Regions from separate parts of the Homo sapiens genome. Here region 2 is linked to region 1. Evidence: read pairs that join two places in POLR2A ChIA-PET (ENCODE). Cell type or tissue: GM12878. All regions are shown on one strand. Each heading gives the region's core, and the rest is flanking DNA. Links, peaks and the distances in the headings are about the cores only. Region 1 holds the start of LOC124904703 (a long non-coding RNA gene). Region 2 holds the start of PMIS2 (PMIS2 transmembrane protein).

Region 1 (8,466 bases), core at 5,966-8,465:
CCGGAGCACTCACCTCAAAGAGGGCGTGCCAGTTCAGGAACTCATCAGCCTTAAACGCCTGAGGAGGAAGAGAGACAGCAGAAGCAGGTCAGCTCCAGGGGAGGCCAGAGCTTAGCCCCCAGCCCTCTGGAGAAGGTGAAGGAACCGTGGCAGCTTTGCAAGCTCTCTACCAAGGCGTTTATCCCCTCTGTGATGAGGGTATTCGTGGGGGTAGCACCAGAGAAGCGTACTCACAGATCGCAATTTGTCGATGTTCAGGAACGGGGTGTTAAAGGCCTAGGCAGAAACGCAGGGTGTTAGGAAAGTTGCTAAGAAGCAAAAAGAGAGAGAGGACAGACTCGTGGCTGGAGGGCCGGGGAAAACAGACGGCTTACCTCGGGTCGTGACGCATAATTCTCAATGGTGCTTTCTTCCTGGAAAAGGAGAGGGAGAAAAGGCGGCAGGGGGTCACGTGATGCCAGGGCCCTTGCCCACATCCCTGTCTGCCAGCTCTGCCTTCATCCACAGCCCAGTCCCCGAAAGAACGCAACCCATTCCCCACCATGGTCTCCGTTCCAGTCGCGCACATGGTTGGCGGATGTGCAGGGTGAGGAGGGGGAATTGGAGAATGGTACATGTAAGCAGTGTCACCATGGGCAGCAGGCAGAAAGCCTGGAGCCGAGCATTCCTCTCCGGAAAAGCTAGCTAGTGCTGTCCTGCAGTTGACTTAAGTCTAAGAGGTGGGGTGTTCTGGAGACACCCACGCTCAGTCCGTATAGCTGGATGGGAAAGATTTGCGAGCAGGTGGGAGCCCAGCTGCTGAGGTGACCCGCCTGCCTCTCACTGATCGAGGTTGCTTTGCTTTGTGGATTTATTGCCACCACTGTTGGAGGTTCCATAATCCCCCTCCATGGGGACCCCACCCCAGGCCTCAGTGTGTCCCATCGTGTCTTCCCCATGACAGAGCCCAACACGGAGCCCGCAGGCTGGATCCAGATGCTTAGATCTCATAAAAATTTGGTCATTTGTTTTTTGGTTTGAATTAGACATTTTGAATTAGTAAGAATTCATAAATTCATCCAGATTTCTAGTTTCCCCTGAAAAATGTAAAACTCTAGGCACATCTTCCCAATCCATGGCGTCAGGTGGGGTGAAAGCTGCCCTTTCAGACTGGGAAAGTTGGCCCCATTTCACCTCAGGCCCTGACAGCCCCCCCAGCTCAGTGACACCACTGGCTTGGTCCTTAGCAGCTGAGCCTGTGCCCCTGTCTTAGACTTTTAAATCCGGAATAGGCATCAGGATTCCTCTCTGGCTGAGGACTGGATGGTAAAGATTCTCACTGTGGCCTATGCTCCAGAGACAGCAGGGAGCCACCCGTCACCTGGGCACCACTCCCAGGGGCACAAATGAAGCAAAGAGGAGCTAAGCAGGGGTGTCTCCAGAACACCCCAGCCCCACTCCTCTTTGAGTTAAGTCAGCTGCAGGCAGAACTAGCTAGTTTTTTGCTTTGCTTCACCCTCTCCACCTGCTGCCCATGTGGATGCAGGCCTGGGTTTGGAGCTGCTCTGCCTCACATTGCCGTTCTCCAGTTCCCCCTCTTCCCCTGCACGTCCCCAGGCATGTGTGCAGCTGGAACGGAATGGGTGAACACTCTTGAGAGCCCATGGTGGAGATAGTCTGAACCCAGACCACCCACTCAGTCCCAAGGTTCAGTACACGAGCCTCCCCAACACACTTCACCATCCCTTCCAGAAAGAGGAGCATCTCTGTCCCAAATGTCTCCCCAGGGATGCTCTGTTCCCTCCTCCCTTCCTCAGAGCCCCAGTTTCTTCAGCCCCCATCAGAATCCAAAACTAAGAGCCACTTATCCAGGAATGGACAGGAGGTAGAGAGATGGAGGGGTAGGTGGGTAACACGTATAAGAATAAAAATGCAGGTGACGTGCTCACCTCAGGACCACCCAGGGTGGCTCCCTGGGCAGAGTGGAGCACCAGGAGGGAGAGGAGCACCACGGCAGGAAGGACCGGGATCTTCATGGCGTCAAGTTTGGGGTGCTCTGAGGCGGGGCCTCAGTGCTTGCTCTTTATATTGCCAAGGAGGCAGATGAGCACAGAAATGGGGTCCCCACCCCACTGACTCACCCCCAGATCTTGTCGCCCACCCCCGGGGCTCTGGGAGGGGGAGGCATGGACTGTTCCTCATTTGCCTCGGATTTCTCAATTCGCATTCTGCCCCAGGCACGTGGAAGGTAACACTGCAATGGGTCTCTTCATGCAGATGGGGCTGGGACAGAGACAGGTTGGACCTGTCCCTCCAAGGGATTGGCAGTGGTACCCAAGCAACCTCTCCTTTTGTCTTTGTCTCTTTTCGTTATATCCCTCATTCCTCTCTTAGAATTCAGGCTTTTTCTTTTCTTTTCTTTTCTTTTTTTTTGACAGGCTCTCACTCGTTGCCCAGACTGGAGTGCAGTGGTGTGATCACAGCTCACTGCAGCCTTGACCTCCCAGGCTCAAGCAATCCTCCCACCTCAGTCTCCCTAGTAGCTGGGACTAGAGGCACGCATCACCTCACCTAGCTAACTTTTTTATTTTCTTGTAGAGATGTTGCAGCTTTTTTTTTTTTTAATTTTCTCGTAGAGATGAAAATGTCTCGCCATGTTGCCCAAGCTGGCCTCAAACTCCTGGACTCAAGGGGTCCGCCTGCCTTGACCTCCCAAAGGACTATAGGTGTGAGCCTGCGCTCCATGCTCATTCAGGCCTTTTCTTCCACCCTACCAAAATCTATGTAAACTCTTTAGCTTGGCATTGAAGGTGGTCCATGCTCTGAACTCAACCCACCTTTATAACTTCTTCCTTTACTAGCTTTGTACATACCTCACATTCTGGCCAAATTAGACCCCTTACCAACTATATCCTTCTTTTTCCCTCTTCAAAGCATCCGGCCATGCTGTTCCTTATTCCTAACATGGCCTTCTCTCATCTCCAGTTCTCAGAACCCAACACTCATCTTGGATGAAGCTTCCCAGATTTTTCCTGCAATGCCCAGTCCTTCTCTCCACACCTTTCCTTTCACAGAATTCCCATATTCATTCGTTTGTATGTCTCTGGCATTGTATCTAAGTAAGTCATGTTCTCGCCTTGTTTCCCTTTTAGAGTATCAAGTTCCTTGAGGTCAGGAGCTGTATCTTGATCAGCTTTACATCCCCCTAGAACCATGGCTCACACAGAACCCAGGTAGAGTCAGCATTGGTCAGATATGATACGTTAGACTTAGTATTCAGGCATCCTTCAGCCACAGTGTACATTTTCCTTTCATGGGGCTGAACCTTTCCATTTTCCAACTGCCCGTCTTTTACTCTTGGGTCTTCAGAGAAATGACTGTCTTGAGCTAAGATGACAAGGAACAGGGAACAAAAAACAGCTCTTAGGGTGCCCAGTTGGAGATGGGATCCAGGTACCCTGAACCTGGAGTGCCCACTCCATGTCATTGCCCTAACCCACCTTGCCCCACCCCCAGTTTGGAAGTTGGATCACCTCACTGTGACACAATGTCCTAGTCAAGCAGCCTTCTCCACAGTGAGGTTCAGGTGGCCAAACCGGCTCCTGCTGTAACAGGGAGGGGCTGGGACATGGACCGGCGCTGTCAGGGAAAAGCAAGACCTTATCAACACAACCTGATGCAATGCACGGTGGCGGTGGCCCTGGGTGGGAGGGCTGGACGGCATCCATGAACAACCTTTACGAACCCCAGAAGCTGGGCACCTCAGCTCCATCCTCACGCTGCCCCCACACCCCAGTCCCAGACATCCTCTTCAGCCTCCTCTGATTTTATAATGGCAGCTTCCCCTTTGCAGAGCTACCTGAGGGAACACTGCTTAGAGAACACTCCCTTAGCCCAGATGGCCACACAGTAGTGGATGTCACAGAGTTGGTGCTCCTGGAGGGGACGAGTTAGAGAATGACTGAGGTGGGTGGAGCACCTCCCAAAAGGTTTTCTGGAGGACACAAGTTCTGTGTAATGAATCCTTGCTAATTAACGAACAGTGACTGAAAAAGCTCATTAGCCACCATTCCATCCGCATAGGGTCGACTCCAGGGAGTGAAGAATCAGACAAAAGAGAACTGATGTTGTATAACCAGCTACGATTTGACAGGCGGGTGAGGGGACCCAGTGCCAGTTTTGGCCTGGGTGATCTAGAGCATCGGTCAATCCAACGCTGTCTTCTGTTTTGCTCTAGAGTCTAATCTGTGATTTTCCTTTGACAATAAATTGCCCTCCCTATGTTTTCCTCTCCACCCGATGGTATTGATAACAATGTTAGCTGAGTTACTGAGGCTTACTATATGGCAGACCTTGTACTAAGTGCTCCAAATACGCGATCTCATTGAAATGTCCCAGTGATTCTGACACAGGTGGGTACTATAATTATTCACATTCTATAGGCGGGGGAACCACAGCATATAGAGGTTAAATAACTCACCCCAGGTCACACAGCCAGAATGTGACAGGACCAGCATTAGAACGCTGGGCTTCCAGAGCCTGAACCTATATTGCTCCTCTCTATGCTGGACAGGCTATGTTACAGCACATGTAACACCCTGTGTGAATTAGACCCATGTCCTGAGAGTGGGGGGCAGACTGCATCGAACCCCCACAGGTCCCCTTTACAGTGTCCATTGTGGTGCATAGCCTGCACCATCAGAGGTGGCAGCCCCAAGCATAGGTGCATTCATTTAAATGAATCAAACTGCACACTCTTGACAAAATGAAAACGAAGAATGAAGGTTAGTGGCATCAGCCCCCGAATGAACCTGTGATTGCCTCCGTTTCCAGATGCCTCCAGTAGTATAATCATCTTGCCACACCAAGTATGTGTTTACAGATAGGGTTCCGTTTCTGGATCTAGTGTTCAACATTCTGCTGTTTAAAAATAGGTACTTTTTGTATCATACCTCTAAACACAGGCCAACTGCTTTGTGTGCTCAACCAAAGAAATTCTCTTCCTATGCTGGAAAAAAAGCTGTCTGTGTTGGACTCATGATTTGTTTCCACTTGGCATCTTCCTGGCACCTTCTGAGGGTAGTTTTTTGGGGTTTTGTTTGTTTGTTGTTTTTTGTTTTTGAGACAGAGTCTTGCTCTGTTGCCCAGGCTAGAGTGCAGTGGTATGATCTCGGCTCACTGCAACCTCCACCTCCCAGGAGGAGTGATTCTCCTGTCTCAGTCTCCCGAGTAGCTGGGATGACAGGCGTGCGCCGCCACACCCAGCTAATTTTTGTATTTTTAGCAGAGACGGGGTTTCACCATGTTGGCCAGGATCGTCTCAAATTCCTGACCTCAAGTGATCTGCCTCGGCCTCCCAAAGTGCTGGGATCACAGGAGTGAGCCACGGCGCCCAGCTAGTTCCATCTTGACGTGATTTTTGCTGTAAGCGGCCAACTTTAGAAGCCAGTGTCTCTCTCCAAACTCCTCCCTCTTCCTCCATCTACGCTGCCTGAGTAGTTTGTGTTCCCTGAGTTGGGTTGGGCAGATGGGGAAAGAGAGGGGCAGGGAGTTCTCCCTGGGAGAGGGTCCCAGCAGTTCAGGTGATGGGCTGCAGGAAAATCTGCCCGATACGCAGCTCAGCTTTGGATGAATCACGGAGGGTTAATGGAGTCAGGCAGCCGCAGAGACTGGCTCTGCAACATCACATCTCCAGGTCGGCTTGACTTCCTAGCTCCCTCACTGAGAATACCAGTAAACCTCTGTTTTCCCACAGGCCTGCCCCCACCCCACCCCAAATCTGCCAGAACTTGAGTGTGGGTAGGAGGCGAGGCCCAGCCTGGATTGCCCCATTGTGAGACACACCTAGGGCCTGGCAGCCAGCCTCCTGGGTCTAGGGAGGGAGTGGGGATTCCAAGAGAGAGACACTAGGTTTTCGGGGCCTTGGCGAACACTAGGTGGGAAGCCGGGAATCCTGGGAGAGAGAGGGGACTGGGATGTGGAGTATTAGGGGGCAGAACTCAGGGCATCCCTGTCCCATCCCTTCCTCCCTCCGTCGGTGTTGTCACAACCAAGAAAGCAGCCTCATCCACCAGCAGGTGTGGTTTCTTCCTTTGCCGCCCACCCTATGTGCCCGGTGCTTAAACCTCTCCCAGGAAGTCTTCCTGGATTGGTCCCACTTAATTCCAATCCCTCTCTCCATTGGCTAATTTGTAAATATTTATTTGGCTCTTGGTACTGGGGGCTGTAGATGGACAAAAGACCTGCCCTACAGATCCCATGTCCTAGCGAAGGAGACATCATAATGTAACCAAAAATAGATACGCAAACAAGATGACTTCAGAGAAGGACAGGTGCTGCGAAGAAAACGGGGCCATATGATGCTGACAGGGTTTCCTTGGTCGATGGCCTGAGGGCCGAGTGCGGTGGCTCGCACCTGTAGTCCCAGCACTTTAGGGGGCTGAGGCAGGAGGATCACTCAAGCCCAGGAGTTCCAGACCAGCCTGGGCAACATGGCAAGACCCCGTCTCTATTAAAATACAAATTTTAAAAGGTGGCCCAGGGAGGGACATTTGAAATTAGTCCTAAAAGCAGATGAAGCTCTGGCTTTCTGAAGACCTTGGTAACAGCCGCCCATGTTCCCTGATGGCCTGTGCCAGTAGGCCCAGAGGGACGTTAGAGAGGGAGGCCAGGCCCATCGCATAGAGCCGTAGTGAGGAATGGGGATTTTATTCCAGGGCTAATGAGAAGCTGGTGGTAGGTTCCGAGCAGGGGCTCCTTCTAGGGCGTTGTGGAAGAACGGGATCTAAAGAATAAGATGGAAGTTGGGGATTCAGGAGGTCACTGGAGGAGCCCTGAAGGGAGAAAGGGGTACCCACCCTTCACTGGAGGGCCCCTCATGCCAGGGGACCTTAGCCTGCCTCGGGTGTCACTCTAAGCTTTCAAGAGCCGCTTTCAGCTCTTTGGGCCAAGAACATCTCACGAGCCAAGAACCGTGTTGCTCACCTCCGCGTCTCCCCCGGTGCCTCAGTGACTGGGCTGAGGAGACTTCAGCTCCCCACGGGTTTCCACCCCCACCCACGCTCCGGGAAGCTCTCTGTGCAGCGAGGACGGAGCGTCCTCCCTGGGAGGGCCCCGCGCTCTCCCCCCTGTGGCCTCTAGGAGGTACTGCAAGGCCCTCCTATGGCGTTGAACTCCGGAGGACAAGTGCAAACCAGCATCAGGATTTCAGGACCCAGGAGAGAAGGGAGGCCAAGCAGAGGAGCGGCCCTCCCAGGCAGGCCGACTGGGTCAGCTCGGTCTCCTCAAGTCAGTTTTGGGCCGGGTTTCTTTCACGTATACATGCACTGTTTGAGGCCCTGTGCCTGTCCTGTGGGTGGAGAGTGACCTAGGCAGATGGGGGCCATGCCCTCAGGGAACTCAAACCTGGAGGGAGTCACTTAGGCTGGCAGGGCGCCTCCTGTCCACCTTTTACTTCCTGTCCCCTGCAGGGATCCCAGGGGGACAAAGGGGTGGGGGATCCTTAATCCGGGCATGTTGGACCAGCTTGGTGGGACTTAGGGGCTCCTACTGCAGACCCCCAGCCCAGTCCCAAGGGCTCTTCAGCGTGGGATAAGCCTGGCTCAGCCTGCGCCGCAGCCTCTCCTGTTTCATTGGTACAGTGATGGGGTGGAAGTGTTCTGCCTCCCTCCCTCTGCATCCTGGAAACACAGGGCAGTCAGTGCCCGTGATAAGGCCCTGGGTTAGATCCAGTGCCCCCAACTTCCTAAGCGCGTCTCCCCAACCACGCCCCCATCCCCACGGCAGCCTGTCCATGTGGAGAAGCACAGTCTCTATCAGCACCTCGCTCCTGTTTCCTGCCCTCTCCCTGACCTTCTGGGACTGACCTCCCGTTTTGAACAACCTCTTTCCCCCTGCTCCTGACTTGAATATTTCCATTGTCGCTTTTTCAGGCCAACAAAACACCTGTGGCTGCTTCAAGTGCAAAAAGAACAGTACTCAGGCCGGTCGCAGTGGCTCACGCCTGTAATCCCAGCACTTTGGGAGGCCGAGGCGGGCGGATCACGAGGTCAGGAGATGGAGATCATCCTGGCTAACACGGTGAAACCCCGTCTCTACTAAAAAATACAAAAAATTAGCCGGGCGTGGTGGCGGGCGCCTGTAGTCCCAGCTACTCGGGAGGCTGAGGCAGGAGAATGGCGTGAACCTGGGAGGCGGAGCTTGCAGTGAGCGGAGATCGCGCCACTGCGCTCCAGCCTGGGTGACAGAGCGAGACTCCGTCTCAAGAAAAAAAAAAAAAGAACAGTATTCAAGCCGGGCATGGTGGCTTCCGCCTGTAATCCCAGCAACTTTGGGAGGCTGAGGCGGGTAGATCACCTGAGGTCAGGAGTTCAAGAACACCCTGGCCAACATGGTGAAACCCCATCTGTACTAAAGATACAAAAATTAGCCAGGTGTGGTGGCGCATGCGTGTAATCCTAGCTACTCAGGAGGCTGAAGCAGGAGAAT
Region 2 (15,617 bases), core at 6,002-8,501, 89 kb after region 1:
TCGGCCTCCCAAAATGTTGGGATTACAGGCGTGAATCACTGTGCCCAGCCACTCTTCCTTTTTGTTGTTGTTGCCAGTTTGAACGCCTGATGGGTTCAATATATAGTGTGTGGATCTCACATCCAGATTGAATATAAGTATAATGGGCAGATTTATCACTATTAGGAGGCTACTGTACATTAGGCCCAGGCTGGCCCCTGAGGGCCACATGGTAACTAAGGCAGACAAGACCATAACTCAGATAGAATAATAGTCTCCAATCCCATCCAGGTTGCTGTGAATGCCATTAATTCATTCCTTTTCATGGCTGAGTAGTATTCCACCATATATATATGTAAAATCAGTTTCTTTATCCACTCATTCATTGATGGGCATCTGGGTTGGCTCCACATTTTTGCAATTGCAAATTGTGCTGCTATAAACATGTGTGTACAAGTATCTTTTTCACATAATGACTTCTTTTCCTTTGAGTAGATACCCAGTAGTGGGATTGCTGGATCAAATGGTAGTTCTACTTTTAGTTCTTTAAGGAATCTCCACACTGTTTTCCATAGTTATACTAGTTTACATTCCCACCAGCAATCAGGGAAATGCAAATCAAAACCACAATGCGATACCACCTTATTCCTGCAAGAATGGCCATAATCAAAAACTCAAAAAATAATAGATATTGGCATGGATGGAGTGAACAGGGAACACTTTCCTTGAGTTTTAACTCCAGACTGGCTCCTTTGCTGTTTTTCTGGTGGGGCTCTTACCACATTTCCCACAGCCATTGGCTGTGTGCTCCTGCATACTTGGATGCTCCTCTCCTGCCTGGGCCCCACCAGGACCCCTGAGATCCAGGAGCCGTGGCTTTTGGGGGCTGGTAGAGAAGAAACAGGGAGCTACGTGAAGGCCAATGGCAGAAACCAAGAGAGTTTCAAGAAAGCAAGAAAGAGAAACCAGCTCTGAAAATAGCAAAAGGAACAACGGGAAAAAATAAAATAGTTTCATGTAACCTAAAAACAGACATTGAGTCTTCGAATCAAATTGAAAGCACTTGCTAGCGTCAGAGGCATGTGAACCAGAGCAACTCCATCTTGAATGGGGCTGAGTAAAATGAGGCTGACGTCTACTGGGCTGCATTCCCAGACAGCTAAGGCATTCTAAGTCACACGATGAGATAGGAGGTTGGCACAAAATACAGATCATAAAGACTTTGCTGATAAAACAGGTTACAGTAAAGAAGCCAGCTAAAACCCACCAAAAACAAAAAGTGGCGATGAGAGTAACCTGTGGTCATCCCCACTGCTCATTATACACTAATTAGAATGCATTAGCATGCTAAGAGACACTCCCACCAGCGCCATGGCAGCTTACAAATGCCATGGCAACATCAGGAAGTTACCCTATATGGTCTAAAAAGAGAAGACATGAGGCCAGGCACGGTGGCTCACGCCTGTAATCCCAGCACTTTGGAAGACCAAGGCAGGCAGATAGGGTCACCTGAGGTCAGGAATTCCAGACCAGCCTGGGCAACATGGTGAAACCCTGTCTCTACTAAAAACAGGAAAAATTAACTGGGCATGGTGGCACGCACCTGTAATCCCAGCTACTCGGGAGGCTGAGGCAGGAGAATCTCTTAAACCCGGGAAGCAGAGGTTGCAGTGAGCCAAGATTGTGCCACTGCACTCCAGCCTAGGCAACAGAGCGAGACTCCATCTCGAAAATTTAAAAATAAATAAATAAATAAAGGGGAATATCACAAGCAACGTATGGCAACAAATTAGACAGCTTAGATGACAGCTAAAAATTCTTAGATGAATTACCAAAACCAACTCAAGAAGAAATAGAAAATCTGAATAGATGTATAACAAATAAAAAGAGATTTGTAATTTAAAATACTCCCGCAAAGAAAAGCTCAGGCCTAGATGGTTTCATTGGTGAATTTCACAAAACATTAAAGCATAAATAATATTAATTCTCTACAATCTGTTCCAAAATATGGAGAAAGGGAGCACTTTCCCAGCTTATTATATGAGGTCAGTATTACCCTAATATCAAAGCCAGACAGTGGCATCTCAAGACAACTAGAGACCAATCTCTTTCATAAATATGATATAAAAGTCATTGGTAAAATATCAGTAAGCCCAATACAGCAATATATAAAAAGGGTTATACACCATGATCAAGTGGGATTTACCCCAGAAATGCAAGATTGGTTTAACTTCTGAAAATCAATTAATGTAACACACCATAGTAAAAGAATAAATTTTATTCATTTATTTTAAAGATGGGGTCTCACTCTGTCACCCAGGTGAGATTGCAGCTCACTGCAGCCTCAAACTCCTGGGCTCAAGCAATCCTCCTGCCTTGGCCTCCCAGAGTGTTGGGATTACAGATGTGAGCCGTTGCACCTGCCCCTGTAAAAGAAGACACTTTTTTTTTTTTTGAGATGGAGTCTCACTCTGTCGCCCAGGCTGGAGTGAAAGACTAATTTCCGGGTGGGCGCGGTGGCTCACGCCTGTAATCCCAGCACTTTGGGAGGCCAAGGCAGGTGGATCACGAGGTCAGGAGATCGAGACCATCCTGGCTAACACGGTGAAACCCCGTCTCTACTAAAAAATACAAAAAAATCAGCCAGGCGTGGTGGCGGGTGCCTGTAGTCCCAGCTACTCGGGAGGCTGAGGCAGGAGAATGGCATGAACCCAGGAGGTGGAGCTTGCAGTGAGCCGAGATCATGCCACTGCACTCCAGCCTGGGCGACAGAGCAAGACTCTGTCTCAAAAAAAATAAATAAATAAAAGAAAAGAAAGACTAAATTCTTCCTGGCTAAGATAGGGAACAAAACAAGAATGTTCATTCTCACCACTTTTATTCAACAGTATAGTGGAGGTCCTAGCCAGTACAATTAGTCAATAAAAAGAAATAAAAGGCATCTGGGTTGGAAAGGAAGAAGAAAAAACTGTTTTGACCCACAGTTGACTTAAATTTGCTTGTAGAAAACTCTAATGAATCCACAAATAACTACTAGAAGAAATGAGTCCAGCAATGCTGCACAAGATCAATATCCAAAAATCAATTGTATGTCAATAAGCTACCAATGAACAATCAAAAAATGAAATTAATAAAATGAATTCATTCCCAATAGGATCAAAAAGAATAATAAATTCAGGCTGGGCGTGGTGACTTATGCCTGTAATCCCAGCACTTTGTTAGGCCGAGGCGGGCAGATCATCTGAAGTCAGGACTTCAAGACGAGTTTGGGCAACATGGTGAAACCCTGTCTCTACTAAAAAAAAATACAAAAATCAGCTGGGCATGGTGGCGGGTGCCTGTAATCCTAGCTACTTGGGAGGCTGAGGCAGGAGAATTGCTTGAACCTGGGAAGTGAAGGTTGCAGTGAGCCACGATCGCACCACTGCACTCCAGCTTGGGTAACAGAGAGAGGCTATCTCAAAAAAAAAAAAAGAAGAAATTCAATTAAAAAAAGTAATAAATTTAACAAAAATACAAGAGTTGTACAATAAAAACTATAAATCTTGGCTGGCGGCGTGATGGCTCACGCCTGTAATCCTAGCACTTTGGGAGGCCGAGGTGGGCGGATCATGAGGTCAGGAGATCGAGACCATCCTGGCTAACACGGTGAAACCCCGTCTCTACTAAAAATACAAAAAAATTAGCCGGGCGTAGTGGCAGGCGCCTGTAGTCCCAGCTACTCGGGAGGCTGAGGCAGGAGAATGGCATGAACCTGGGAGGCGGAGCTTGCAGTGAGCCGAGATCACGCCGCTGCACTCCAGCCTGGGCAATAGAGTGAGACTCTGCCTCAAAAAAACAAACAAACAAGCAAACAAACAAACTATAAATCATTCCTTTAAAAATTTAAAGATCTAAATAAATGGAGTGGCATCCCATGTTCATGGTTTGGAAAACTCAATGTTAGCAAAATGGCAGTACTCCCCTAATTGACCTAAAGAGTCAATGCAATCTTTATCGAAACCTCAACTGGCTTGTTTTTTTTTTTTTGCAGAATTTGACAAGTTGATCCTAAAAGTCATGTGGAAATGAAAAGGATGCAGAATAACCTAGCAATGTTGAAAAAGTAAAATAAAGTTGGAGGACTTCCAGTTACCAATTTCAAAATTTATTCCTGATTACAAAGCTATAGGAATAAAGACAGTGTGGTACTGGCATAAGGATGGACGTATAGCTCAATGAAGCAAAATTGAAAGTCCAGAAATAACTTTCATATTTATGGTCAAGTGATTTTTGACAAAAGTGGCAAAACCATTCAATGTGAAAAGGAGATCCAACAAATGGTGCTAGAACAATTGGATCTCTCTCTCTCTCTCTTTTTTTTTTTTTTTCTTTTTGGAGATGGAGCCTCGCTCTGTCACCCAGGCTGGAGTGCAGTGGCATGATCTCAGCTCACTGCAACCTCTGCCTCCCGGGCTCAAGCAATTCTCCTGCCTCAGCATCCCAAGTAGCTTGGGGCTACAGGTAACCACCACCAAGCCCAGCTAATTTTTGTATTTTTAGTAGAGACAGGTTTCACCATGTTGGCCAGGCCAATCTTGAACTCCTGGCCATTATTTTCAAATGATTCTCACATGCTCTGAACCCCACTCATTCATCATTATTATCTCTTTTTTTTTCTTGAGACAAGGTCTCCCTCTTGTCCAGGCTGGAGTAGAGGGGTGCGACCATGGCTCACCACAGCCTCAAATTCCTGAGCAAAAGCAAACCTCCCATCACACCCTCCCAAGCAGCTGAGAATACAGAAGCCTGCCCTCAGAGCCTGATATATATATATATCTGTCTAAAATATATACATTTTTTTTCTAGATACATGGTCCCACTGTATTGATCGGGCTAGGTTTCACTATCCTGGTCTCATGTGATCCTCTCCCCTTAGCCATTATCACCTTATAGAGTGCACATTTTGTTCCATGCACTGTTCAATACCACTTACATACATTAATTTAATCCTCACAATGAAACAAGAGAGAAATAATTATTATTCTCATTTTAAAGATGAGAAAACTGGTACACAGAGAGGTTGCACAAGGTGATATTGCTAGTTAGTGGCATGGTGGGGATCCAAACCTAGGTAGTCTAGTTCCAAGGTGTGTTTATTCAGCCCATGTTTACTGAGCACCTACTACTATGTGTTGGGCTCTGCTCTAGGTGTTAGAGCTATAGACAGTATAAAAGAACTACCTCGCCCCCATTAAGACATCTCTCCTGGCTGGGCATGGTGGCTCATTCCTGTAATCCTAGCACTTTGGGAGGCCAAGGTGGGTGGATCACTTGAGGTCAGGAGTTCAACACCAGCCTGGCCAACGTGGTGAAACCCCATATCTACTAAAAATACAAAAATAAGCCAAGCATGGTGGTGGGCACCTGTAATCCCAGCTACTCGGGAGGCTCAGGCAGGAAAATCACTTAGAACCCAGGAGGTGGAGGTTTCAGTGAGCCAAGGTTGCACCATTGCACTCCGCCCTGGGCAACAAGAGCAAAACTCCATCTCAAGAAAAAAAAAAAAAAAAGACATCTCTCCCATATCTCTCTCTTATTGAGACATGGTCTCTCTCACCTTTCCCACCAAAAATTTTTTTTAAAAAAACAAAACCCTTTCATCACTCAGCCCCCTCAAGTTATGGATCTGGTTTTTGGTTTTTAATTCCAGAGACAAAAAAGGGGGCAGAACATAGACCCATGCTACCATCTTGACAGAGTCTCCATTTCAGTTCCATACGCTCAAGTCCCTCCTATCTTTAAAACAAACAAGCAAAATCATCATTCTCACCCTTTTGCATCTACCCTAGTCCTGCCTTTCCTGGCTCTTCATAGGCAAACTTTTTTTTTTTTGAAACGGAGTCTCACTCTGTCACCCAGGCTGGAGTGCAGTGACACAATCTTGGTTCACTGCAAACTCCACCTCCCGGGTTCAAGCAATTTTCTGCCTCAGCTTCCCAAGTAGCTGGGATTACAGGCACCCACCACCACATCTGGCTAAATTTTGTATTTTTAGTAGAGACAGGGTTTCACCATCTTGGCCAGGCTTGTCTTGAACTCCTGACCTCGTGATCCACCCACCTTGGCCTCCCAAAGTGCTGGGATTACAGGCATGAGCCACTGCACCCAGCCATAGGCAAAATTCTTGAAGCAAATGTATACACTGTCTCCAATTCCACACCTCACACTCAATCCATGGCTCTCTGAAACCAGGTGTTGGCTTACAACATTCCAGAAACTGGAACCCATGTTCTTCTCAGCTGTGGCACTGCTCTCCTTACTCTTTCGCCTCCAAGCTCTTGGAAGAAATGTCTACATTGTCTATACTACCCCTTTCTTGCTCACTGCCTGGATCCCTGCAATATGGCCACTGCTTCTGCTGATCCTCTGATACTGCCCTTACCAAAGGAGCTAATTCATTCCCGCCTTCAGAGCTGGAGTACATGTCTCAGGGCTTGACACACTTGTCCATGTACTTGTTTCTAAGCCTGTCTTAGTTTGTTTGTTCCACTATCCAAGGGACTTGCCAGCAACCAATACACATGCTTCATCTCACCCAACCTTCACTTCTGTCTTCCCCCACCTCGGCGCCCCATGTTCTGTTGTCCTGGAACATCCACTTGGTCCTTTGAAAGGCTCTGAATCAATTTCCTCCATGAAGAATATCCTGACTTCTGGATTGCATGTGTTGTCACTGTTCTTCTAACTACTTCTAGGTCCAGGACTGGTCTTAAATACCCAGGTTGTGTCTTGGACTAGCCATACTAAGGTCTACATTTGTGGACTGCACAGTGTCACCTCCCACCCACCCCCAACTTCCTGAAAAGTGGCTCCTCAAACCCTCTACTCCCCTAGAACCACCAGCTAAAGGAAGCATCAGCTAAAACCCCACAGTATTAGCATTCATTAAAAGCTCCTACCTGAATCAGCAATTACTATGGTATTTGAAAATGTTCTCTAATGGTGCATAACAAATTCCCCACAGGTATTAACTCACAGTTCTGTAGGTCAGAATGGCTGCTTCTCTGCTCAGAATCTACCAAAGCTAAAATTAAGGTGTCAGCTGGGCTGGGTTCTCATGTGGAGCTCAGGATCCTCTTCCAAATGAATGTGATTACAGCAGGATTCACATCCTTGCTGTTGCAGTACTAAGGACCCCGTTTCCTTGCTGGCTGTCAGCTGGGAGCCATTCTCAGCCAGAGGCTGCCTGGATTCCTCCCTACGTGGCCCTGGTGACATCTTCATGCCAGCAATGGAGACCTTTGCTTGCCTCCAATCCTCTCACACCTGAAACCTCTTTTGCCAGGAAGACTCAGTCCTTTTCAAGAACTCACCTCATTAGGTGAGGCCCCCAGAGGATATTCTTCCTAACTTAAAGTTAACTGATTTCAGACCCTACCTACGTCTGCAAGACGCCTTCCCAGCAGCATACAGACTAGTACTTGACTGAGTGACTGGAGAAGGAGTGTGTACACCAGGGAGCAGGAATCTTCGGGTCATCTCAGAGTTCTGCCTACCACATTGGGGATTTCCTGTTCCATCGTTCCATTAGGTTGTGTTCTACTTTAAGAAAGATCTTCCCCCTTTTCCCCTTCTTTCTCTATTCTTTCCTTTTTTCTTTCTGTCAGCATAAACCAAGGAATTCTTTTTTTTTTTTTTTTTTGTCATTTTTTCTTGAGATGGAGTCTCACTCTGTCACCCAGGCTGGAGTGTGCAGTGTGATCTCGAATCACTGCAACCTCCGCCTCCCGGGTTCAAACGATTCTCCTGCCTCATCCTCCCTAGTAGCTGGGATTACGGGCGCCTGCCACCACACCCGGTTAATTTTTGTATTTTTAGTAGAGACGGGGTTTCACCACGTTGGTCAGGCTAGTCTCGAACTCCTGATCGCAGGTAATCCGCCCGCTTTGGCCTCCCAAAGTGTTGGGATTACAGGCATGAGCCACTGCGCCCAGCCGGAATTCATTTTTAATTCAAGACTTTACAATCCACTTCTGACACTACTCATTTTCCTCCCCTCAGTAAATCTCTTACTCTTACTGGGCGTGTCTAGTTTCTCTCTTCCACAACTCCTGGGAGACCCTCCTGACATCGCCCATCCGCGCAGGCTGCAGAGAGAGATCAGTGGGAGGAGGAGGAGCCGAGAGCCACCACTTAGGCTTCCAACCAATCCCTACCAGGGTGGGCGGAGCCCACTTCCTGATTGGCTGCACTCTCTGTGTCTTGGGGTGGGCGAGAACGGCGGGGCCACGCCCCCTAACTAGGCAGCCAATCAGGACGTGGGGTGCTGGTTTCTCCATTGCGAAGCTTCAGCCTTTGATGGTTTGGGTCCTGGGAGTCTGGTTAGTACAAGGGGAAGCCTAGTGGGTCTGGCGCTCCGTTTTCAAGACACTCGGAGTCCGTCTTTGAGGGGAAAGGTCATGGCCCTGAAACCACCTTCTGCCACCCAGCCTGCTCCCAACGCGCCAGCTACCCCAGACGCCCCCCCTACCACAGGTGATCCAGGTGCTTCAGCTGCCCCAGGTTCTCCCACTACCACAGGTGGTCCAGGTGCCCCAGCTGAGGTGCCCCAGGAGCCGCAAGAGCCTACACAGACACCAGAGGAACTAGCATTTTACGCCCCAAACTACCTATGTTTGACCATCTTTGCTATACTTTTATTCCCTCCATTTGGATTGGCAGCTTTGTACTTCTCTTATGAGGTAAAATAATGCCCAAGTCATAGCCCCCGTCCTTTTTTTTTTTTTTTTTTCTTTTTGAGACCCAGTCTCACTCTGTCCCCCAGGCTGGAGTGCAGTGGTGCAATCTCGGCTCACTGCAATCTCTGCCTTCCCGGTTCCAGCAATTCTCCTGCCTCAGCCTCCTGAGTAGCTGGGATTACAGACATGAGCCACAGTGCCCGGCTCATTTTTGTATTTTTAGTAGAGACGGGGTTTCACCATGCTGGCCAGGCTGGTCTCGAGCTTCTGACCTTGTGATCCACCCGCCTTGGCCTCCCAAAGTGCTGGCATTACAGGCGTGAGCCACTGCACCCAGCCTACCCTGTCCTCCATTTGGCCCCTGCATCTGCTCCTATCCTGGGACCTGCATAGGGGCTTTCCCTCAGTGACTGCAGGTCTCCAACCGTTCTCCCCAGGGTTCCTGGACACAGAAACCCACATCTATGCTTCCACCCCTACAGACTATGAAGGCCAACCAGAACAGTGAATGGGAAGAGGCTTACATCAACTCAGGCCGAACTGGTTGGTTCGGTGCATTCGTGGTAATGATTGGCTTAGGCATCATTTATGGCTTGGTCCTATATTAATGAAGTCTAGGCATAGCAACCCAGGGGTCCGCTCCCCAACCGAGCCACTCACCAAACACTAACCAGCCAAGTCAGCCATCAGGCAAGAAATTCAACCGCTGAGACATCTAGCCAAGAAATCCTCTAACCAAGGAACTCAACATTCAAGAAACCCACCAACCCAGGAACACACAGACCACCTGCCTGTGCTACTTCAACTCACTCAGCTCCAGAGCTGTCTTCGTTCACCCTAGGGGTCCACACTTCATGCCCTAGATCCCTTTAGCTCCTTGACACTGGGCTGTTCTTTCAGAGGAATTTTAAACCAAAAAACTGGAATGGAATGTTCTGGTTTCCTGTGGTGTGTGTGTATGTGTGTGTGTCAACATGCCCATGATTGTTTTCTGGGTCAGTGGTCAGTATCTGTGTTTCCCTGGAGCTGTTTCCTAGACTGTGAAAATCAGAATGTCCCAATGGGGAAGCCCACAGACATAGAATTCAGGCAGATGTCAGTTAAAAACTTACCTCTGACACTGAAAAACTGTATAGCCCTGAACAGATACTTTTCTTGAGCATAGTTCCTTTGTCTCTAAAGCAGGCATAATTGCCAATGTGGGGATGATATTTAGAAATCTGAACTGATGTTTATTCTCTAGGGGTCTTCTCATTTGAGCTGGGATTGGAGATGTCTAGTGTCTCAGAGCAGCAATAAGAAAACAGAAACCTCTTCCAGCTTCTGACATCCAAATGTCAAGCTCTTAGGAGAAGAATGGAAAGTCCTCAAGAAATGCAAATAGCTTTGGCAGAATAGCTGATGAAGACCACCTCTCCCCCCTCCAGAAAGGCATTGGTTCCCCATTCATGGAAAAGGGAATGTAGAGAGAGATTAGACAATAGTACATCCATAAGGTTCCTGGAATCTGCATCTGAGGAAGAGGGGCGTCAGAGACCCCAGCTGTTATCTATAATCCCTCCTCACAGATAAGGCCTAGAGAGGCTCCAAGTTCTCAAAGAAGATATGCTACATGGTGTAGACATTTACAAAGAAATGACCTCAGACAGCCAAGGAGGATACCCCATGGCCCAGCCTAGTGAGAAGAAGGTGGGTTCCATAGGAATCCCAAGTGCCAGGTGGAGACAGAACTGTAGAGGAAAACTAGGGATAAGCAGGGAGCCATCGTGCATGAATCAAAACAGAGATCTAGACTGACACCATGGGCCACAGACACCCCGGGGCTGCCTCTGATGCCCAAGCTTCATGGACAACCCCAAGTTCAGAACCAGATGAATATTTAGCACAATATTTAGCAGAACTAAGTTTCCACCACCATGGAGAATGGGGATTCTCAGTAGAAAGTCAATGGAGCTGCTGGGCAAGAGACTGCTCACTGTCCCCCAGAGCCCATCGCCTCTTTGTTCTGGGAACATTGCCTGGCCACGTCTCAGAGGTTCCCCTCTGCAGCCATGAAATGTGCTTTGGTCCTGTGGAATGTGAGCAGAACTGACATGTACCACAAACAAACCTGGCTTTTCAATGTCTCCTGGGACACTCCTCTAAACTCCTCCTCCCCCGGCCAACGGGGCAAGGGATACCCATGTGATGATTTAGAAGGCCACATGTTGTAGACGTGGCAAAGCCCCCATTAGCCTGGGTCCCTGAACCATTCTAGGAACAGCCTCCCTTCCCCCAACTGCCTCATGTGGTCAAGCAGAAAATAGACTACCATGTTGACAAATGACATGCTTGGCCTGTTTCCACAGCCCAATCCACCCAAACCAGTGCAGATGCAGGAGAATAGAGTTCTATTTCTTGCACATCTGGGATTACAGCTTCAAGTTCATACCCAACAGAGACATCCATCTTGTTGGGTGGTCTATAGGAAATAATAATAGAAGGAAACAACAAAGGCCCTAGTCCACCTTAATTGTAATTGTTGTGATGCTGAGTTTGTCTCCTCTGTGGGCTTGGGTGTCTGGGCAGATCTCATGTGTTTGTGGGACAATGCTCTGGGTTATGGGGATGCCTGCAGATAGGATGATGCCTAATTGTCTGTCATGTTAGCAGATCTAGAGGGTTAGCCATCCCTGTCCCTCTCCAGATCCAGCCCAGGCTGGGCCTGTCACATTCAGCTGCAAAGCCATGTCAGGTTAGGATGGTCCATGTCAACATCAGCAGGCAGACCCAAGTGTCACCTTCTGCTACAGGCCTTGGAAAGCCAGCCAGCCTCCTCCACTTCAGCTCCCAGACTTCATCCAACCTGAATTTCACTCTCGGGTATCCAACTGGTATTTAGCACCAGGTAAACACAAAACGAGGCCAGGCACAGTGGCTCGTGCCTGTAATTTCAATGCTTTGGGAGGCTGAGAGAGGAGGATGGCTTGAGCCCAGGACTTTGAGACCAGCCTAGGCAGCAAGTCGATAGATAACTCTTTTCTACAAAATTTTTCAAAATTAGCCAGGCGTGGTGGCACACGCCTGTAGTCTCAGTTACTCAGGAGGGTGAGGTGAGAGGATCACTTTAGCCCAGGATTTTGAGGCTGCAGTAAGTCATAGTGATACTACTGCACTTCAGCCTGGGGGACACAGCTAGACTTTGTCTCCAAAATAAATAAATGTAAAAAATAAGGCCGGGTGCAGTGGCTCACACCTGTAATCCTAGCACTTTGGGAGACTGAGGTGGGAGGATCACCTGAGGCCAGGAGTTCGAGACCAGCCTGGCCAACATAGTGAAACCCTGTCTCTATAAAAATACAAAAATTAGCCACTGTGGTGGTGCGTGCCTGTAATCCCAGCTACTCGGGAGGCTGAGGCAGGATAATCTCTTGAACCCGGGGGTGGAGGTTGCAGTGAGCAGAGATTGCACCACTTCACTCCAGCCTGGGCGAAGGAGTGAGACTCAACCTCAAAAAAAAAAAAATCTTATCTGACTTTGATTGCATTACAATCAATTTAGTTATCAGTTTTGGGAGATTTAGCATCTTTATGATAAGCCTTCCTATTCATAAATATGATATATCAAATAGGACTTGTACATCTTTAGCTTTATTTTATGTATTATAAGCAATCCTTTTTTCCATTACATAATCTAAATTATTATTGGGGTAGAAGAAAGGTATTGAGTTTCCAATGTTGATATCTTGTGTGGCAAACTTACTGAACTTTCTTGGTGTAATAATTCATCATTTTACACACTTACATTGTCTATGCTAAATTTGAATTATTTCTTAACAATTTTAATACCTCATTATATATGTATTTTTTTAGTTCCTGGGCTAAACCTTTCAGCAAAATATGAATTAGCATCATAATCTTGTTTCCATCCTTGTATGGGTTAGTTCTATTGTTTTACTATTAAGTCAGGCAGTTGATGTAGATTTCTGATAAAAATTTCATCTTTTTTTTTTTTTTTTCTGAAGCAAACTCTGGCTCTGTCACCCAGGTTGGAGTGCAGCGGCACAATCTCAGCTCACTGCAATCTCCGCCTCCCAGGTTCAAGCGATTCTAGTGCCTCAGCCTCTATAGTAGCTGGGACCACAGGCACGCACCACCACTCGGGGCTAATTTTTTGTATTTTTAGTAGAGATGGGATTTCTCTATGTTGGCCAGGCTGGTCTTGAACCCCTGGCCTTAAATTATCTGCCTGCCTCAGCCTCTCAAAGTGGTGAAATTACATGCATGAGCCACCGTGACCAGCCAAAATTTCATCAATTTTGTTATGTTTTCTTCTATTCCTGGCTTGCCAAGATTTTTTAAATTAGAATTTTATATTGAGGCTAGGCACAGTGGCTCATGCCTGTAATTCCAGTACTTTGGGAGGCCAAGGAAGGAGAGTCATTTGAGGCCAGGAATTTGAGACCAGCCTGGGCAACATAGCTAGATCTCGTCTCTACTGAAAAAAGAAAAAAAAATTAGCTAGGCATGGTACCTGTATTCTCAGCTACTCAGGAGGCTGAGATGGGAGGATAACTTGAACCCAGGAGTTAGAGGCAGCAGTGAGCCATGATCACACCCTTGTACTCCAGCCTGGGCAACACAGCGAGACCCTGTCTCAAAAAAAATTTGTGTTGAATCATATTAAATACTTTTCAGCATCTATTAACATGATCATACGAGATTTTAATTCAATCCTTTAACAAAGTTATTCACAATGAACCATTCTTATACTCTTGGGAAAACCTTACTGGGTCACAATCTATTATTCTTTTTTTTTTTTTTTAGAGACAGAGTCTTGCTCTGTCGCCCAGACTGGAGTGCAGTGGCACGATCTTGGCTCACTGTAAGCTCCGCCTCCCAGGTTCACGCCATTCTCCTGCCTCAGCCTCCCGAGTAGCTGGGACTACAGGCGCCCACCACCACACCCGGCTAATTTTTTGTATTTTTAGCAGAGACGGGGTTTCATCGTGTTAGCCAGATGGTCTTGATCTCCTGACCTCGTGATCCGCCCGCCTCAGCCTCCCAAAGTGCTGGGATTATAGGCGTGAGCCACCATGCCCGGCCTCTATTATTCTTTTAATATGTGATGGATATGGTTTGCTTATGCCTTATTTGGGTCCTACATAGTTTTCATCTGGGGGCTGTTCTCAGTCCTTTGCATTGGGGCAGTGCTGGCAATGCAGAATGGGTTGAGAAGCATTCAATGTGTTTCTGTGTTCTGGAAACATTTCTATGTCATGGGAATTAGCTGCTTCTTAAAGATTGGAGTGGGCCGGACATGGTGCCTCATGCCTGTAATCCTAGTACTTTGGGAGGCTGAGGCGGGTGGATCACCTGAGGTCAGGAGTTCGAGACCAGCCTGGCCAATATGGTGAAACCCCCATCTCTACTAATAATACAAAAATTAGCTGGGCATGGTGGCACACAACTGTAATCCCAGCTGCTCGGGAGGCTGAGGCAGGAGAATCACTTGAACCCGGGAAGCGGAGGTTGCAGTAAGCCAAGATCACGCCATTGCACTGCAGCCTGGGTGACAAGAGCGAAACTCCATCTCCAAAAAAAAAAAAAAAAGTTGGAGTGAACATGCCTGCAAAATCTTCTGGGCCTGTAATCTTTTTCGTGTAGCAGATTTTGAGTACTTTGTCTTCACTATGATGGTGAAAGCAGCAACTCTCGGAGTCAAGTACAAGCCACTGTTATGAGCAGCTTCGGAGTATTGATTCTTTTGGTCTCCACACTAACCCTATAGCCTGCATTCTTACAGACTGAGGATAAAGCACAGGGAGCTGGAAAGACACAGTGCAGGTCTCACAGCGAATTCACTGAGGGGCCAGGATTGGGAACCAGGAAATCTGCCACCAAAAGCCGTGTTCTTAAGCACTAGGTGGACAACACTGCCTCCCATCGACCGTTAGTAGCAATTCAATCTTTTTACCTGCTGGAGTCACTTGTTAATCACTTACCTTTCTCTTAACAAATCATTTTTATTTTCGACATAGAAGCTAACTTGAAGGAGCGCCCACTGGCCCAGAGTGGTACAACTTAAACATCAAAAATATTAATAACGGCCAGGCGCGGTGGCTCACTCCTGTAATCCCAGGACTTTGGGAGGCTGAGGCAGGTAAATCAATTGAGGTCAGGAGTTCGAGACCAGCCCGGCCAACATGGTGAAACCTCGTCTCTACTAAAAATATAAAAATTAGCCAGCCGTGGTGACAGTCACCTGTAATCCCAGCTACTCGGGAGGCTGATGCAGGAGAATCGCTTAGAGCTCGGGAGTCGGAGGTTGTAGTGAGCCGAGATGGCGCCATTGCACTCCAGCCTGGGCAACAAGAGCAAAACTCCGTCTCAAATAATAATAATAATAATAATAGTAATAACAATAATAGATTTAAACACACCAAATATATATCATATTTAATGATGAAGGATGGAATACTTTCCCTATAAGATCAACAACAAGGAAAGGATGTCTGCTCTTGACACTCCTATTTGACATAGTGCTGGAAGTTCTAGTCACTGCAAGAAAAAAACGCAAACAGGGCCCGGCGCAGTGGCTGACGTCTGTAATCCTAACACTTTGGGAGGCAGGAGGATCACTTGAGACTAGGATGTCAAGACCAGCCTAGGCAACACAGCATGACCCCATCTCTACAAAAAATATTAAAAAATTAGCCAAGCATGGTGGCACATGCCTGTAGTCCTACCTGCTCAGGGGGCTGAGGCAGGGAGATCACTTGAGCCCAGGACTTTGAGACTGCAGTGAGCTATGATCACACCAACACTGCACTCCAGCCTGAGGAATAGAGTGAGACTCTGTCTCAAAAAAGAAAAAAAGGCATTTAGATTGGAAAGGAAGAAATAAAACTGTATCTGCAGGTGACATGAGATATGTGT

The links. ChIA-PET counts read pairs that join two places held together with the same protein. Peaks named below come from ENCODE experiments on the same cell type or tissue, not always from the same donor. Only the 100,000 strongest peaks of a DNase experiment are listed, where the experiment ranks them.
Region 2: POLR2A ChIA-PET joins it to region 1 with 9 read pairs; 3 of 35 experiments call an interaction of 5 or more read pairs at or near these places.

The regions. Positions count from the first base shown.
Region 1 is chr19:35,488,428-35,496,893 of GRCh38, forward strand. LOC124904703 (a long non-coding RNA gene) reads right to left here and starts at 8,021. Exons shown (of 2, transcript XR_007067242.1): 1 at 6,964-8,021; 2 at 6,165-6,763. It overlaps KRTDAP (keratinocyte differentiation associated protein), which reads right to left and starts at 2,037. Exons shown (of 6, transcript NM_207392.3): 1 at 1,929-2,037; 2 at 375-413; 3 at 235-276; 4 at 14-58. The coding sequence starts at 2,015. RefSeq lists an enhancer at 6,419-7,365. In GM12878, for the core only: a CTCF peak has its summit at 7,111 (motif pointing right); a DNase peak (open chromatin) is centred at 7,097.
Region 2 is chr19:35,577,840-35,593,456 of GRCh38, forward strand. It overlaps PMIS2 (PMIS2 transmembrane protein), which reads left to right and starts at 8,334. Exons shown (of 2, transcript NM_001395412.1): 1 at 8,334-8,702; 2 at 9,137-9,457. The coding sequence starts at 8,421. The coding sequence ends at 9,307. It overlaps LOC124904704 (a long non-coding RNA gene), which reads left to right. Exons shown (of 2, transcript XR_007067243.1): 2 at 4,013-4,117. In GM12878, for the core only: no CTCF peak of the experiment used is centred there; no DNase peak of the experiment used is centred there.